Linked DNA regions of Homo sapiens: region 1 is linked to region 2. A link is a loop called in an ENCODE intact Hi-C map of the cell type or tissue named here. Cell type or tissue: mesothelial cell of epicardium. All regions are shown on one strand.

What was found. A loop is a pair of places that touch in the nucleus more often than their neighbours do. Peaks named below come from ENCODE experiments on the same cell type or tissue, not always from the same donor. Only the 100,000 strongest peaks of a DNase experiment are listed, where the experiment ranks them.
Region 1: it touches region 2 in a loop (32-fold over the local background); 4 of 110 quality-filtered maps call a loop at or near these places.

Annotation. Positions count from the first base shown.
Region 1 is chr4:121,418,790-121,426,789 of GRCh38, reverse strand. All of the region lies in intron 1 of LOC107986309 (a long non-coding RNA gene), which reads right to left. Among named protein-coding and RNA genes, the nearest start is that of QRFPR, 42 kb to the right of the region's middle. RefSeq lists an enhancer at 7,503-8,000. In mesothelial cell of epicardium, CTCF peaks have their summits at 4,789 and 4,991; no DNase peak of the experiment used is centred here.
Region 2 is chr4:121,242,773-121,250,772 of GRCh38, reverse strand. No RefSeq gene overlaps it. Among named protein-coding and RNA genes, the nearest start is that of TNIP3, 82 kb to the right of the region's middle. In mesothelial cell of epicardium, no CTCF peak of the experiment used is centred here; no DNase peak of the experiment used is centred here.

The DNA.
Region 1 (8,000 bases), 180 kb before region 2:
GTGATCTAGCTATAATTACATTTGAAGCCATAGCTCTGAACACATTCAGCACGGAGTTAGTTGGTAGTAGATAGAGAAGATAAAGGAAGTGCTGCCTATCCCTAGAGTACTTCAACATCAAGAGTTAAGAAAAGAGGTGCTCACAGAAGTGTGGTAGAAAGAGCAGCAAGTTATGTGGAAGAAGAACCAAGGAAAATAGTGATGTCGCTGAAGCTTTAAGGAAGTATGTCAGGCAGTTCACAATTGCAATAATATGGAATCAACCTAAGTGGCCATTAACCAATGAATGGATAAAGAAAATGTGGTATATTTATACCATGGAATACTACTCATCCATAAAAAAGAATGAAATAATGTCATTTGCAGCAACTTGGATGGAACTGAAGGCCATTGTTCTAAGTGAACTAACTCAGAAATAGAAAACCAAATACCCCATATTCTTACTTATAAGTAGGAGCTAAGCTATGGGTATGCAAAGGCATACAGAGTGGTATAATGGACATTGGAGCTCAGAAGTGGGGAGGGTGGGAAGGGAATGAGGGATAAAACGTTACCTACTGGGTACAATGTACGCTGTTCAGGTGACATGTACATTAAAAACCCAGACTTCACCATTATGCAACTCATCCATGTAACTGAAATCTACTTGTATCCCTAAAGCTATTAAAATAAAAAAAAGAAAGTTTGTCAAGGAGAGAGTATCAGCTTTATCAAATCCTGCCAAAACGTCAAGTGAGAGGAGGACCAAGACTCAGTGATTAGATTTGCTGACGCAGAGACACTTCATGATCTTGTCAAGGATGGTTTCAGTAGAGAGGCAAAAAAGAATTTTAAGAGACTTCTCAAAGTCATCCAGTGAAGAGTTGCAGGGCTTGAATGGACAGGAAAACTTAAACACTGTCCACTTCTGTAGGTTCCATTCTACTTTTCTACTAAGCAGCATTAAAAGGGATGCACTCAAGTGGAACTGGGATAAGAGCTGCTTATCTAGCTTATTGATAAAATAGTAATTATTATTGTTGATTATAGCTCTCATTTATGCAATGTTTACTGTATGCTAGGCCCTGTACTGAATGATGTAAAAATTCATATATGTAATTTTATCTTTCCTTCAACTTTGAAAAGTAGGCTTTTATTCCCATTTTATAGATGAGATGAAATCATCTTTGGGGCTTAATGCTTTATGATAGTTAGAACTTCTAACATAACATGATTCTCTGTCTAAGATCTAAGGCATTTTTCATTACTTTTGGTTAAGGAATTGCTATATCACATTTTGTTGGAGAGATAGAGATGCATTCTTTGCTATTATTTCATTTTCACATGGGATTTCTATAACTCCAGAGCAAAACTAATGAAGGCATGAAATATTTACTGCACTACTTGGCAGGTGATAAAACTGGCAGGATACCAAAACCCAGAAGGAGAGAATAATGTTATCATACATAATAATTATACATAATAATAAAATATCATACATAATAATAATAATATCATACATAATAATTATTAGGTACCAGGCATCATGCTGAATGTTTTATGTGCATGAATTAATATAACCCACATTCAATGAGGCTCAGAGGTTCAACTGATTTCACTAAGGACCCATATCTAACAAAAGTCAAAACTAAGATTTGGTCTATATCTTGGTCTAGTTCTAAAACCTCCCCCTTTACCACAAATTACATTTTAAACACCCTACACATTTGGATGCTGATTGTTACCATGAGAAGAGGGGACTAAATTGGAGAAGGGGCCTACAATATATCTGGTCTTATCCTACCTTCCTAGCTTTTAGTTTATGCCCCTTTATAAGTACACTTTATTTTAGATAAATTGCTTGGGTTTTCCTGCCTATTAAGATTTTGCTCATCATCATTATCTTTAATTCTCTCTGTCCTTGAAAGACCAGTTCAAATGCTAACTCCTTTATGTAGTCTTCCTTGACCTCCTCAGTGCTGCCTCTATAGCCTATGGATCTCTTATAGAAATTATTTCTAAGTGTCTTGTTTTGGGATTATATCCCTAATTTTAAAAAGCTCTTGTATGTTAGTATGTTCTTTACAGGTGAAGGCTATTTCTTCTTGATCTTTGTATATTTTTAACAACAATAGTTTTCATTTAAGTGGTATGCAATTTGTGGACTTCATTACTATTTCAAAAAAATTCTGAATCTATTATAAATTGTAAGTAATAATCTTGCTGTAACAGGTATCTTTCTTATGGGGTTACCTAAAGAGTCAGGTCTTTTAAGAACAAATTATACCAATGATTCTCAAATTCTAATGTGACTAGAAATCAATTGTGGATCATGTTAAAATGTAGATTCTGATTCTATAGTACTTGAGTTTCTATAATTGTAACAAACTCCCAGGTGATGTCAATGCTGCTGATTTATCAATCACAGTTTGAGTAAGAAGGTATTTCAGTTATAATGAAGAAAAATAAACTACTGTTAACAATTAAAGAAACTGCATCTATAATACCTACCTGGCTAATACTCTACTTTTGAGAGGCTAACCATATTGCCTTCTGTTCTCTAGGCAAGACAGTCTCTCAACCTTTACCTAGATAAGGAAAAATAACAGATTATCTTTAATCCACTCAGTAGATGTTCAGTTGCTACCTGCAGGACTTTAGTAGAGAGAAAAATTATTTCTCCACTTACTTGGTACCATTTGATTGCTGGGTGCACTGCATTTTCATCTTTGGAATAAGAACAATTAATTTAGTTTGGAAAATTCTTAAAACCTTGGGTTAAGTTTGCTAATAAAGTTTTGTGGGCAAAAAGAATTTGAAAATTTAAAATGTATATAGTGTTCAGTAATATCTACTAGGTATTATATGTTTCTCAATTTTAATTTTGGAAAAAGAACAATTAAAATGTTTAAAGTGTATTTGGGCATTAAAATGCTTTTAAGACCATGCTGTTTTTCAGGCAGGGCATCCGGACAAGTAACAGCCTTTCCCAGGATCATCTGTGGATGATATCTTTTCCTTCTTATTTCCATGCTAGTGATTGACCAAGACTTGGAAAGCATTTTGGTGTCACTTGATGGAATGAGATAATATGTCCATTCACTGAACAAAAACCTAGACAACCTTTGGTGAAAGTCTCTTCTACTCTTACGTCCATTTAAATTTTTTCCTATTACCTCTAAGAAAACCTTAACCTTAGGGGGCATCAAAACCAAAGATAGCCTGGAAATTCTGCATATACTTTTGCATAGTCTTCAAATATAAAGCTTTTTAATATATTAGAATATTTAAGGTAGCACTTAAATATAAAATATAACACATTTTTAAAGACATATGGAATTGCAAATCCTCTATCTCAGATTTGTAACTATGAGGATTCAATTTTAAGACAAGATAGATAGGACAATGGTAGCTGCCTAAATTTGAATCTTTCCAACTATCTATCCTATCATTTATCTATCCATCCATCCATCCATCTATATATGTATGTATATTCTCTCTCTCTACCTATATATCTATGGCAAGAGAAATGGCCTATTGCTACATAACTAAGCCATTTGTAGCATAACTGATAAATAAATTCTATAAACTTCAATTTATTTTTGAGAGTGGAAGTAATCATCCAAGAATAGTATAGTCGGCTGTGGAGCTGAGGATTGAGTGAAGTCAAGTAGGAATGACACAAAAGGGAGGAGAACACAGGTACAATGGGGTCATAGCAGCAGCGGAAGACAGATAACATCAGTTAGGGTTCACCTACAGAGTCTACTTCAAGTTGGAAAAAGAATACTGGAAACAGATCTGAGCCCTGGTAGGACTTGGCAAGGGCTACAAAAAATAAAAAGCTTATAAAGTATATGGAACTAGAGACTAGATGCATCAGTCTGGAGAAACATGATAGATTGTTTCCAAAGGTAACTATAACAACTCTCCCATCACTCATGTCTTTTTTTTTTTTTTTTTGTAATGTGACTTTGAAACTCCCCCCATTAGGAAGTAGAGTCTTGAATCTGGGTTTGCATTGTGACTTGCTTTGAACAAATGAATGTTGTAGTGAGACTATATAACTTTTGAAGCTAGATCTTAGAAGACTGTACAGCTTGCATCTGTGCCCTGTTGGAGTTCTGAGCACCCTGTAAAGAAATCCAGCTCTCCTGTCGGAGATTGCATTAAGACAAAAATGACCTTCAGTTAGAAATCACGAGAGGAGGCCGGGTGCGGTGGCTCACGCCTGTAATCCCAGCACTTTGGGAGGCCAGGTGGGCGGATCACGAGGTCAGGAGATGGAGACCATCCTGGCAAACACGGCGAAACCCCCGTCTCTGCTAAAAATACAAAAAAATTAGCCGGTAGTGGTAGGGGAGCGCCTGTAGTCCCAGCCACTCGGGAGGCTGAGGCAGGAGAATGGCGTGAACCCAGGAGGCGGACTTTGCAGTGAGCCGAGATTGTGCCGCTGCACTCCAGCCTGGGCGACAAAGCGAGACTCCGTGTTGGGAAAAAAAAGAAAAGAAAAAATCATGAGAGTAGAGGAGAGTTAGAAAGTCTTTATCCTGTGGGATAAAGTCCCACAGGAGAAAGAGGCCCTGGCATTCCAGCCATCCCAGCTAAGGAGTCAAAGCCATCTTGGATCTTCCAGCCCAAATTGCACTGTACGGATAGGCCCAGTGGACACCATGAGAAACAGAGGCAAGTTGCCCCAAAAGAGCCATGCCCAGATATCACAGAAAATCATAAACAAAGAAACTATTATTTTTAATCATTAAATTTTGGGGTTGTTTGTTTGCAGCAATAGGCAACTATTACGGGAAGATATTGTTTCTGGGATAAGTAGGCTTCTCAGAAACAGAAAGTTTCCTTGAATGTTTGATGATGAAGAGAAAAAAAGAAGAAAGTGATTAAGATGAAATATTCTACCAAAACAAGATAGAATCAAAACTAAGAAAAATGCAGAACAACAACAAAAAAGAGCTATTTGTTAAAGAAACTGCACTTCGCTGTAGCAACATTAGAGGGCACTCTTGAAATAGAAAAACTGAGTTAATCACCTAAACTCCTCCCTTGCTATTCTGGTCCGTATAGTCGCTACACAAACATGAACAAAATCAAGCAAACAAACAAACAAAATACCACTCAAGTACCCACTATAATTTCCGATAATTATGAAGCAGAAAATAATTACCAAAACATTTTGGTAAAGTGAGAGATAGATAAATAAAGAGAAGAAAAGCAAGAAGCAGAGCAACACTGCAACATAAATAAATTTAAATTTCGTTTAATGTTATTGAACAAGCAATTGCTGATATAAAAGAACAGAAAAATAATAAATTCAAAGGCCAGAAATAGAAATGTAAAAACAAGGTATGAACACATGCTGACAAAACTCAGGAAAGAAATTTAGAAAGACAAAAACATCTAAGAAATAAGCACTTAATTACAAGTGCCCAAGGGAGAAAAGATATGACGAAAAGAATGGCAAAGAACAGAAGATGGGGAGAAAAAAAATTTAAAGATGAAGGCAAGAGAAGGAAATAAAGAGCATATAAATTGTGAAGAAGGGAATCAAATTGCCCGTGTTTGCAGATGACATGATCTTATATGTAGAAAAGCCTAAAGACTAACAAAAAACATTTAAAACTGATAAACAAATTAAGTAAAGTTGTAATGTACAAAATCAGTGATGTTTCTATATACCAATAATAAACTAAATGAAAAATAAATCAAGAAAGCAATTCAATTTATAATAGCTGTAAAAAAAATAAATAGCTAGGAATAAATTTAACCAAGGAGGTGAAACATCTCTACAATGAAAACTACAAAACACTGTTAAAAGAATTTGAAAAGGACACAAAAAAAATAAAGACATACCATATTCACAGATTGGAAGAATTAATATTGTTAAGATGACCATATTACCCAAAGCAATTTACAGATTAAATGTAATCACTATCAAAATACCAATGACATTGTTCACAAAAATAGAAAAACAATTCTAAAATTTGTATGTAACCACAAAAGACTCTGAATAGCCGAAGCAATCATGAACAAAAAAAACAAAGCTGGCAGCATCATACCACTTGACTTTAAAATGAACTAGAAAGCTATATTAATTAAATAGCAGGATGCTGTTGTAAAAACAGACATATAAACCATTGGGAGAGAATAGAAAAGACAGAAATAAATCCATACATTTACAACCAACTGATTTTCAAGAAAGCTACCAAGAATGTACATTGGAGAAAAGACAGTCCCTTCCATAAATGATGCTGGAAAAACTGGATATCCACATTCAGAAGAATGAAATCAGATCCATCTTTCTCACCATATACAAAAATCAACTCAAAAGACTTAAATGTAAGACTGGAAATTATAAAATTAAGGGAAAGTATAGTGGAAATGCTTCAGGACAAAGGCCAGGAAAAAAAAATAACAACTTACGAATAAGAGCTCAAAACACAAGCAACAAACCAAAAAAAAAAAAAAAAAAAAAAAAAAAAAAAAAGACAGATGGAATTATATCAAACTAAAATGCTTCTGCACAGCAAAGGAAATAATCAAAAGAGGGAAGAGGCAACCTGAAGAATGGGAGAAAATATTTGCAAGCTATTTATTGACAAGAAATTAATAGCCAGAATATACAAGGAAGTAAAATAATAGCAAAAATAAAAGAAAAAGAAAAAAAGAAAAATCCAATTTAAAAACTGGGCAAATGAGTGAAGTAGACATTTTCCAGAAGACATACAAATGTCTAACAGGTATATGAAAATTTTCAACATCACTAATCACTAGGGAAATGCAAATAAAAGCCAAAATGAGATCACCTCACCCCAGTTAGAATAGCTATTATCAAAAAGACAAAAAATAAAAAATAAAATAACAAATGCTGGTGAAGATGCAGAGAAAACAGGATACTTATACACTGTTGGTGGGAATGTAACTTAGTACAGACACCATGGAAAACAGTATAAAGATTCCTCAAAAAACTAAAAATAAAACTACCATATGATCCATTAATCCCAGTACTGGATATACATTTAAAGGAAAGGAGATCAGTGTATTGAAGCAATATCTTCACTCCTATTTAGTGCAGCATTATTCACAGTAGCAAAAATATGAAATCAACCTAAGTATTCATTAACAGACAGATTTATATAAAAAAATACGGTATAGAGAGTATGGCAGATGGAAGGCAGGACTAGATTGCAGCTCCCACTCAGATGGACAGAGCAGCATGTGGAGGCTTGCATTGTGAACTTTTGCTCCAGAATGACTGTAGGAATAAATCAGGAAAACAGAGAAAACCCACAGACCCTCTGAAGAAAGCAGATTGCTCCTATAGGACCCGGGAGACACTCCAAATATGGTGAGCGTCCAAAGTGTGGAAATGAGAAAGGGGGACCATCTGCCTCCAAACACACATTCTCACTGGGGAACCTGAAGGTCTAGATCATGGGAGAAGATTCTGACCTTACCTGGAGCTGAGTCAGTTTAGAGAACTGAGTAAAATACAGACGTAGAAGAAGCAGCGGGAAAAGCCCCGTAGGCTTGCTGGCAAGCCATTTCTCCCTTGCTTCACAGTGGTCCTTCGGGTGGGCTGCCTGAGGTACTGGGAAAAGGTGACAGGAAAAGAAACCTCCAGCTGAACTGTAACAACTTGAACAGATCAAGAAGTATCCTGGCCAGAACTCGAGGGAGGAAGTGAATCCGGTGTGTAGACTCCACAAGTGAGGGAAGCATGAAAGCCCTACTTACTTTTGCAGATGAGAGGCAGGTAGCCTTGGGCAAGTTCTCAGCTCTGCTCCCCGACTGCCTAAAGACTCAGTACTGTTGGGGGTGACACAGTAAGAGTGAGACCAGCCCTCTGGGTTGTGTGGGAGCTGGGTGATGCCTGTAACTGGTGGCTTTTCCCCACTTCTCTGACAACCTGCATGACACAGCAAAGGCAGCCATAATTCTCTGAGGAACATAACTCCATTGACCTGGGAACCTCACGCCCAACCCCCACAGCAGTCACAGCAAGACCC
Region 2 (8,000 bases):
AATGCAAATAACAAAGAAAAAATTCTTTTCTTGGTCATATTCCAAGAGTTTCCACCCGGAGGAGACTCAGTTTTGGAGTTAACACTTTGGTGAGCCTGTTTGGAGTCTCCAGGGTTACAGGTTGGCTGGCACCTGAGATAGATTTCAAGGAATGAGGGAGAGCTCTACTATCTGCTTAGGAGGGGAGAGATTTGAGACTTCACATGGGAAGGATGGTCAGCGGGAGATCTAAAGGCTGGTAACTGAGAAGAAAGGTTGAGAAAAATTTATGGCGATTTTTGGAGTTAAATACCATATGTCATGCAATGCAAGCTCTCCCTTAATGTCCTCTGCAAAATCATTGGTAAATTTGCATTGCTCACTCATGCTTCATAGAGAAGAGTTTCTGTTGGGAAAAACTAAAAAGTACTGAATTAAGGTTTGTGTAAACTGAAAGAAGCTGTCTGCAGAAGAAATTACATATAATATGAAAAAATATTATAATAATATGATTTTCAAGCTGGAGAATCTCTTCCTTATCTAAGATGCCACACTTCTTATAATTTACATGAATAGAACATCAGTTTAGATGTCCTAAGAATAAATACTTACAGTATGTTAAAGGGAATGGTCATACTTAGTGTGTACCTCTCTGGGTTTGTTAGGGAGCAAGGACTTGAAGACAGAAATATATAAGCCTGATGCCTGAAGTACCTGAAACCTCTGGAATTGTAAATTACATAAACCAATGATTTCCATTTAAGTTGGTTTGGTTTGAATTTCCATCACATGCAGTGAAAACTCTCTTGCCTTTGATGCAGACAGTAATTCTAGTTATCATCAGAAGTAGTCAGAAAAGGAAGACTCATGGGGATGAGAGACTGAGAATAAGGAAGGAACCTGGTAACCATGGCGATTTGCCATCCTGTCTGCCTGGTCTGATCAGTATCCAAGTTCTAGCTTCAGCACTAGGCTGGGCGCCTGAAGAATTCCAAGGACTTCTTTATGTGAGAAACATTCTATCAAACCTTACCTGTGCCTTGGATATTGACGAGTGCTATGATTTGGATGTCCCCTCTAAAATTCATGTTAAAAGTTTAATTGCCATTGTAACAGGATTAAGAGGTGGCATGTTTAAGAGGTGATTAGGGCTTGAGGGCTCTGCCTTCATGAATGGTTTAGTGTCATTATCTCAGGAGTGGGTTAATTATTTCATGTGTGAGCTTTTGATAAAAAGGTGAAGTTCCGACTCCCATCCTCTCTGTCCCGCATTCTCTCTTGCCCTTCACTATGTTATGATTCCGCAAGAAGGCCCTCAGGAGAGGCTGACACCATCCTCTTGGACTTCCCAGTTTCCAGAACCGTAAGCCAAATAATCTTCTATTCTTTTTAAATTACTCTGTCTGTGGTATTCTGTTATAGCAGCAGAAAATGGTCTAAGACAAGGAGCTGGCCAGCTGCAGACTTGATCACAGAGGATGGATCACTGAGGGTAACTGGGATAAGAAGTAATGCATAATGGTGCACAATGAAGCAAAAAGGTCATTTCTGGTCTAAAGGTCTGTCTTACCTCTGAACTAGCCTTGACCCTCTTCCTTGACCATACTTCAGCCAGTTTTTCCAACTTGACTATGTACACTTCCTATTCATGACCCTGGCTGAAGCCATCTCCTTCATCCTTGACCCTGCTAACCCAGTCATTACCCCATACCTCCCTGGGGATTGCCTGAATCTATCTCCCACTGGGCTGACCATGCCCAACTCTCTAGCTATGTTTGCAGTTGTAAGTTTGGACTCCTGCCATCTGTTCCCTTTTTCACACAGGCCCTCAGTGGCCAGACCAACATAATGTTCTATCCATTATGTTTTAACAAGGCATTAACTTTGACTCTTTGGGGCCTGTGATTTACTACTGTGAGAGTTTTATTTGGAGGCTTGTGGGCGGTAATAACTGAACATGGTAGTTTAGAGGAAAGAGCAGTGAGAAGACACAGCTTCGAGACAGAAGGAATAAAAATTAAAGATTATTAATAATCTTATTGATTGCTTAATAATTTTGATCTTCACTTTCTTTCCATTTAAAAAAAAAAACTCTCTTGTGCTGTCTTCCATCTCCTAAAATTAGAGGAAGAATTCTAGTCATGATTCCCCAGGGGTTTGCGGTGAGCTACCGTGATGGTTTCTAACCTTTGACATCTGGGTATATCAAGGCCTGAGTCAGGGGAGGTCAACTGAACAGCAGAATACCAAGTTAATACTAAAATTTGTCTTGACTCCCACATTCTTCTATATTTTCTATAGCTCTCTCAATGTGGCTTTCACTTCAATCCTCCAAAATAAATAGCTCCTGTCAAGGTCACTAAATGAAGTCCACTTTTTAAAAACCAGTGGGAAATTTTCAGGTCGCTTACTTATCACAAGTGATTGCACAGCAGATCCTCCCTCCTCACTTGGCTTCCAGGGCACCATACTGTCTGGTTTTCTCCCTGGTAAGTTGATGCTTCTTACCAGTCTTTCTTCTGATTTCTCGTCTTTCCTATTCTTTTAATATTGGAGTGGCCCAGGGCTAAATCACTGGACCTCTTCTATACTCAGTGTGTTGGTGATCTCTCATGTAATCTCAGGGCCTTAAGTACCATCTATTTGCAGATGCTTCCCAAATCAATATCTCTGAGCTGATCTTCTCTCTTTAATTCCCAGGTGATATATACAACTTCCTACTTGATGGCTCTACTTGGATGTCTAATTTGCATCTTAACTCTAACATCTCACAAACTGAATTCTAGATCTTCCTCTTTAAACCTTCAACCTCCTCCTCACATAGGCTTCCCCATCTCAGTGAATGGCAACACAAGCTGTCTAGTTGCTCACACCAAAAACTTTGACATAATTCTTGTTTTTTAATTTAATTTAATTTAGTTTAATTTATTTATTTTTATTTTTTGGAGACAGAGTCTCAGTCTGTTGCCCAGGCTGGAGTGCAGAGGCATGATCTCAGCTCACTACAGAACTGTCTCCTGGGTTCAAGAGATTCTCCTGACTCAGCATTCCAAGTACCTGAGATTACAGGTGTCTGCCACCATGCCCAGCTAATTTTTGTATTTTTAGTAGAGAGGGGGCTTCACCATTTTGGCCAGGCTGGCCTTGAACTCCTGACCTCAAGTGATCCACCTGCCTCGGTGTGAGCCACAGCACCTGGCCTGACGTCATCCTTGAATTCTGATTTTTTTTTTTTTGGTGATGGAGTCTCACTCTGTTCTCCAGGCTAGAGTGCAGTGACATGATCTTGGCTCACTGCAACCTCCGCCTCCTGGGTTCGTGTCATTCTCCTGCCTCAGTCTCCCGAGTAGCTGGGACTACAGGCAGCTGCCACCACGACCGGCTAATTTTTTTTGTATTTTTAGTAGAGACGGGGTTTCATCACGTTAGCCAGGATGGTCTCGATCTCCTGACCTCATGATCCGCCCGCCTCAGCCTCCCAAAGTGCTGGGATTACAGGCGTGGGTCACCGTGCCTGGCCCATCCTTGAATATTTTTTCTCGAATACCTCCCATCCACTCCACCAGCAAATCCTTTTGGTCTAACTTCAGCTTATACTCCACCCACACAACCCTATCATCAGAATCCTGTGTCTGAAATAGCCTCCTACTGGTCCCATTTCTATCCCTGCTCCCCTAAAGTTTATTCTGAACATAGCAGCTAGAAAGATTCCTTTGGGGGAAAAAAAAAAAGTGAGATTACGTTTTTTCTCCACTCATAAATATCTAATGTCTTTCAGTGTCTTCCAGAGTAAAAGCCAACAGCCTTATGAAGGACTATGAGTCCTATGCAATGTGCCCTTTTTAATTCCTCTGACCTCATCCTCTCTCCTCTCCCTTCAGCATACCTCCTCTTTGTGACCTTTGCCCTTGCTGTTGCCTGGGCCTGGAACACCTTCCCACACTCCCTTGCCCTCTCTCTATCTGGGCTTCAATATCACCTTCTCAGTAGAGCCTTCTCTGACTACCAAATCCCACACCCCTTCCCCGTCTCTGTTTTGTATTTCTGCATACTTATCACCCTCTGACACATTCCATGTTTTGTTTGTTAGCATTCTGTCTTTCTCTAGTTAATCTTATGCTCCACCAGGGCATACAATTTTGTTTCGTTTACTTCTGTTCTCCACCTAAAACAGTGCCTGGCACATCAGAAGTACTCTATAGATATTGACTGAGTGAATAAATGACAAAAAATAAATTAATATTTCTACTCTTACTATGTAATCTCCCCTACCTCCCACAGAAAGAAAATTAGTAATAAACACTATCTGCTAGAGGCAGTGTTAAAGACACGGCTCTTTCCCTACTCATATGTATGCAGCAGAGTTTTATCATACATATTTCAAGACATTTAAGTATTAAAAATAAAGTTGATGCAGAAAAAATTTATGAATATAGTTTCTGGAAAATTAAATGTAAACAAAAAGTTTTAAAATATATAATTGTAAAAGATTTGGGGGGAAATTACATTTGGAGGATATGAAAGTCAAAGTAAACATTTTAAAATTATAAATAGGTAGGTATAAACTTAGTTTTAAAATCTGACACCAGATGACAAATTTTTATTCTTGTTATTGACCTGTTATGAAATATTTTAGATTACAGATAACCTAATAATTTCAAGGCTAGAGAGACTTTAGCCTAGCCAAGAAACAGTTTTTCTCATCCACATAACGCCAAATGGGAAACTTCTGAGATAATTACAATGACATTTAGCAGTATCTGACCAACTTTAGAAACACACAATGAGAGTCTGCCACTCACCGTTGTTCTGCTGAAACATTAATTTATATAAGCAATGGCACTGAACAAAGGGAAAGGTCATTATTTAAATGACAAAATTTCAATAAAATATCACTTTAATCAGAGGATAAATGAAACCTTACTTTATTATATTTAAATTCACTTAAGGAATGTATTTTACCAACAATTTATCTATAAATCAATTAAATCATTGAGATTTTCAAATATGATTTTGGAAAATATATGTAGAGATTTTTTTTCTTTTTCTTTTTCTTTTTTTTTTTTTTTTGAGACGGAGCTTCGCTCTTGTTGCCCAGGCTGGAGTGCAGTGGCGCCATCTCGGCTCACCGCAACCTCTGCCTCCTGGGTTCAAGTGATTCTCCTACCTCAGCCTCCCAAGTAGCTGGGATTACAGGCGCCTACCACCACGCCCAGCTAAGTTTTGTATTTTTAGTAGAGACGAGGTTTCACCATGTTGGCCAGGCTGGTCTCAAACTCCTGACCTCATGATCCACCTGTCTCGGCCTCCCAAAGTGCTGGGATTACAGGTATGAGCCACCGCACCCAGCCCGAGATTTTTTTTTCTTTCGCCAAAATAATATTTCAGGCTATCCTCAAAAGACTAGTTTCAATAATTTGAGATTGATGCTGAGAATTCCAGAGGTGCAGATGGGTCAATATAGATTTAGGTTTGCTAGTGATGAGTAGGAACACCTAGGGGAAAATGTCAGATAAACCAGGGGAAGCATACACCAATATCCTGCTTACCTTGTTACTGTGCCTGACTTCTCTCTATTTACCTATTTACTTCCTCTGTGTCAACCTTGGCCTACTCTCCTCTCACCTTCTTCTTCCCTAACCCACTAGAATCATATCCTATCAGAAACACTCTTAATTAAACAGACACACAGCATTTTATACATACACAAACACTTCCACACACCCTCTTGCACACACAAGGGCACACATACAGACACACAGGAGCACACATACACATATCCCATCGTATTCTCATATATATCAGACTTTATACTACATTTAAATATGGTGCATCTGTAAACACAGGTACCAATAAACTTGTTTATAGACCCTAACACAAAAGCTGAAAAATGAAATATTAAGCCAACACAGGACTTTTATTTGTATACAATTTATTGATACCAAGTCATTGAAGAAATGTTACTACAATAATGAAAATAAAGTGATACTACAATTTGCTTTAGAATGTTCTTGTGAAAATTATTTATTCTTTAGTGTTCAAGTTTCCTTTATTTTAGTAATTTGGTTAATAACATTTGGTTTGTTTTTTGTTTGTTTGTTTTTGTTTTTATTTTGTTTTCTTTTGAGGCAGAGTCTCGTCTCGCTCTGTCGCCCCGGCTGAAGTGCAGTGGCACAATATCGGCTCACTACAAGCTCCGCCTCCCGGGTTCATGTCATTCTCCTGCCTCAGCCTCCCGAGTAGCCGGGACTACAGGCGCCTGCAACCACGCCTGGCTAATTTTTTTTGTATTTTTAGTAGAGATGGGGTTTCACCGTGTTAGCCAGGATGGTCTCGATCTCCTGACCTCGTGATCTGTCCGCCTCGGCCTCCCAAAGTGCTGGGATTACAGGCGTGAGCCACTGCGCCCGGCCAATAGTATTTGTTTTCACCTCATTTCCTGTGATTGTTTCCCCTCCCTCTTGGAAGGTGTAGAAATTGATGTCTTATTGGATCTATTTATAAGTACGTTGGGAGCATTTTAGCATATAATTTGTAAAAGAAGGGGGAGAATGGGGAGAGGGGTTACATAAAAGAGTGTGTTTGTTTTTCTAGGGTAATGTAAAGGGTAGGTTCTAAGCTCAGTGGGAGTTGAAGTTGGTTCCAGTGTCTTTGGGATTGTGCTATGAGAACTATACTCAGAAGGAGCGTCCTTATCCAAGTTTCCAAAGTTCTAGAACTGTCCTTAACACATGAACCAGTTTATGTGTAGCTGAAGTGGATTGTGTATATTCCCTTTTCTCATCTAAATGCTTTATGTTACTTTGAAACAAGCTTTAGAGTGTTTTGCACACAGTCAACAATCTTTAGAGACTTTAAAACATATTTTTAGAGGAAGCATAATGAAATAGTCATCAAAATTCTTTATGCCTCTGCAAATAGTTGAATTCAGAGGGTTAAGCAGCTCAGCCAGAAAGTGCCGCTATGATGTGGATGAAACAAAATGAAAGCAAACTTTATTCAATGAGAAAATTAGCACCAAAGAAATATTATAAATGCTTACTAGATAAGTATTTACGCTATGAGTCATGACCCATGGTTAGTGAAGTATTCCTCTTCAGCTTTCAGTAACCATGAAGGTAATTTTTATAAAAGTAGTTTTTACCCTACCCATAGTGATAGCTGGAAAAGATAAACTCCTACACAAAGTAGTGGGGGCGGGTATCGGAGGAGGAGGTTACGATCTGTGTGGGAAGCTGTAGGTTGTTGGGGACGCTTTATAGTTCCAGATGGCTCCTACTCATTCAGCATTAGCAATTCCCCGCTTCTTTTTCGTTGCTTAATTGGTCTGTTCTCTCTCTCTCTCTAATCCAATACATAATTTCAAAAAACAGCTTACAGTTCTTATTAAAACGCTTGAGTTTGTATCAAATTGCATCAGCACATGGAATGAATTATTAAGATCTATTCACACACATTTTATTATTCAAGCTGTGTGTTCCTGTAAATACCTTATTGACTTGTTCCATTTTAAAATAAAGATGCTGTGTCATTCAATATACTAAATTCAGCATTTCATTTGAAATTATCCAAAGCCTTAGGTAATACTGTTCACAGCTTATTCCAAGGAAATAATTTCTATCTTTCGTGGTTTGATTTAAGATTGTGGCTCAAAATTACCTTAGTGGAGAATGTTGTCCCCCACAGAAGCATTTACCAAACAGGGATTGCTGCTCTGAATTTCTATGTCTCTTAAAACTGACTGAATTAATTTTCAGATCTTAATAACAATTTTAACTAGTTTTTATCAAAAAACAAAGAATCTCAAACTTTCAACATCATACATGTATTTATACAAATACATTTCTATGTACTATAAGTATCTATGTCTTATATATACTCTGTGTGTGTGCACAAACACACACACTCGTATATAGAAAAGTAAATGAAATGAAAAAAATAAAACAGAAGTCACAGCAGCAGCACACTACAGTTTCACAACCATTCTCAGGTATTTTTACAAGTTCACCTCACCTGAAGAG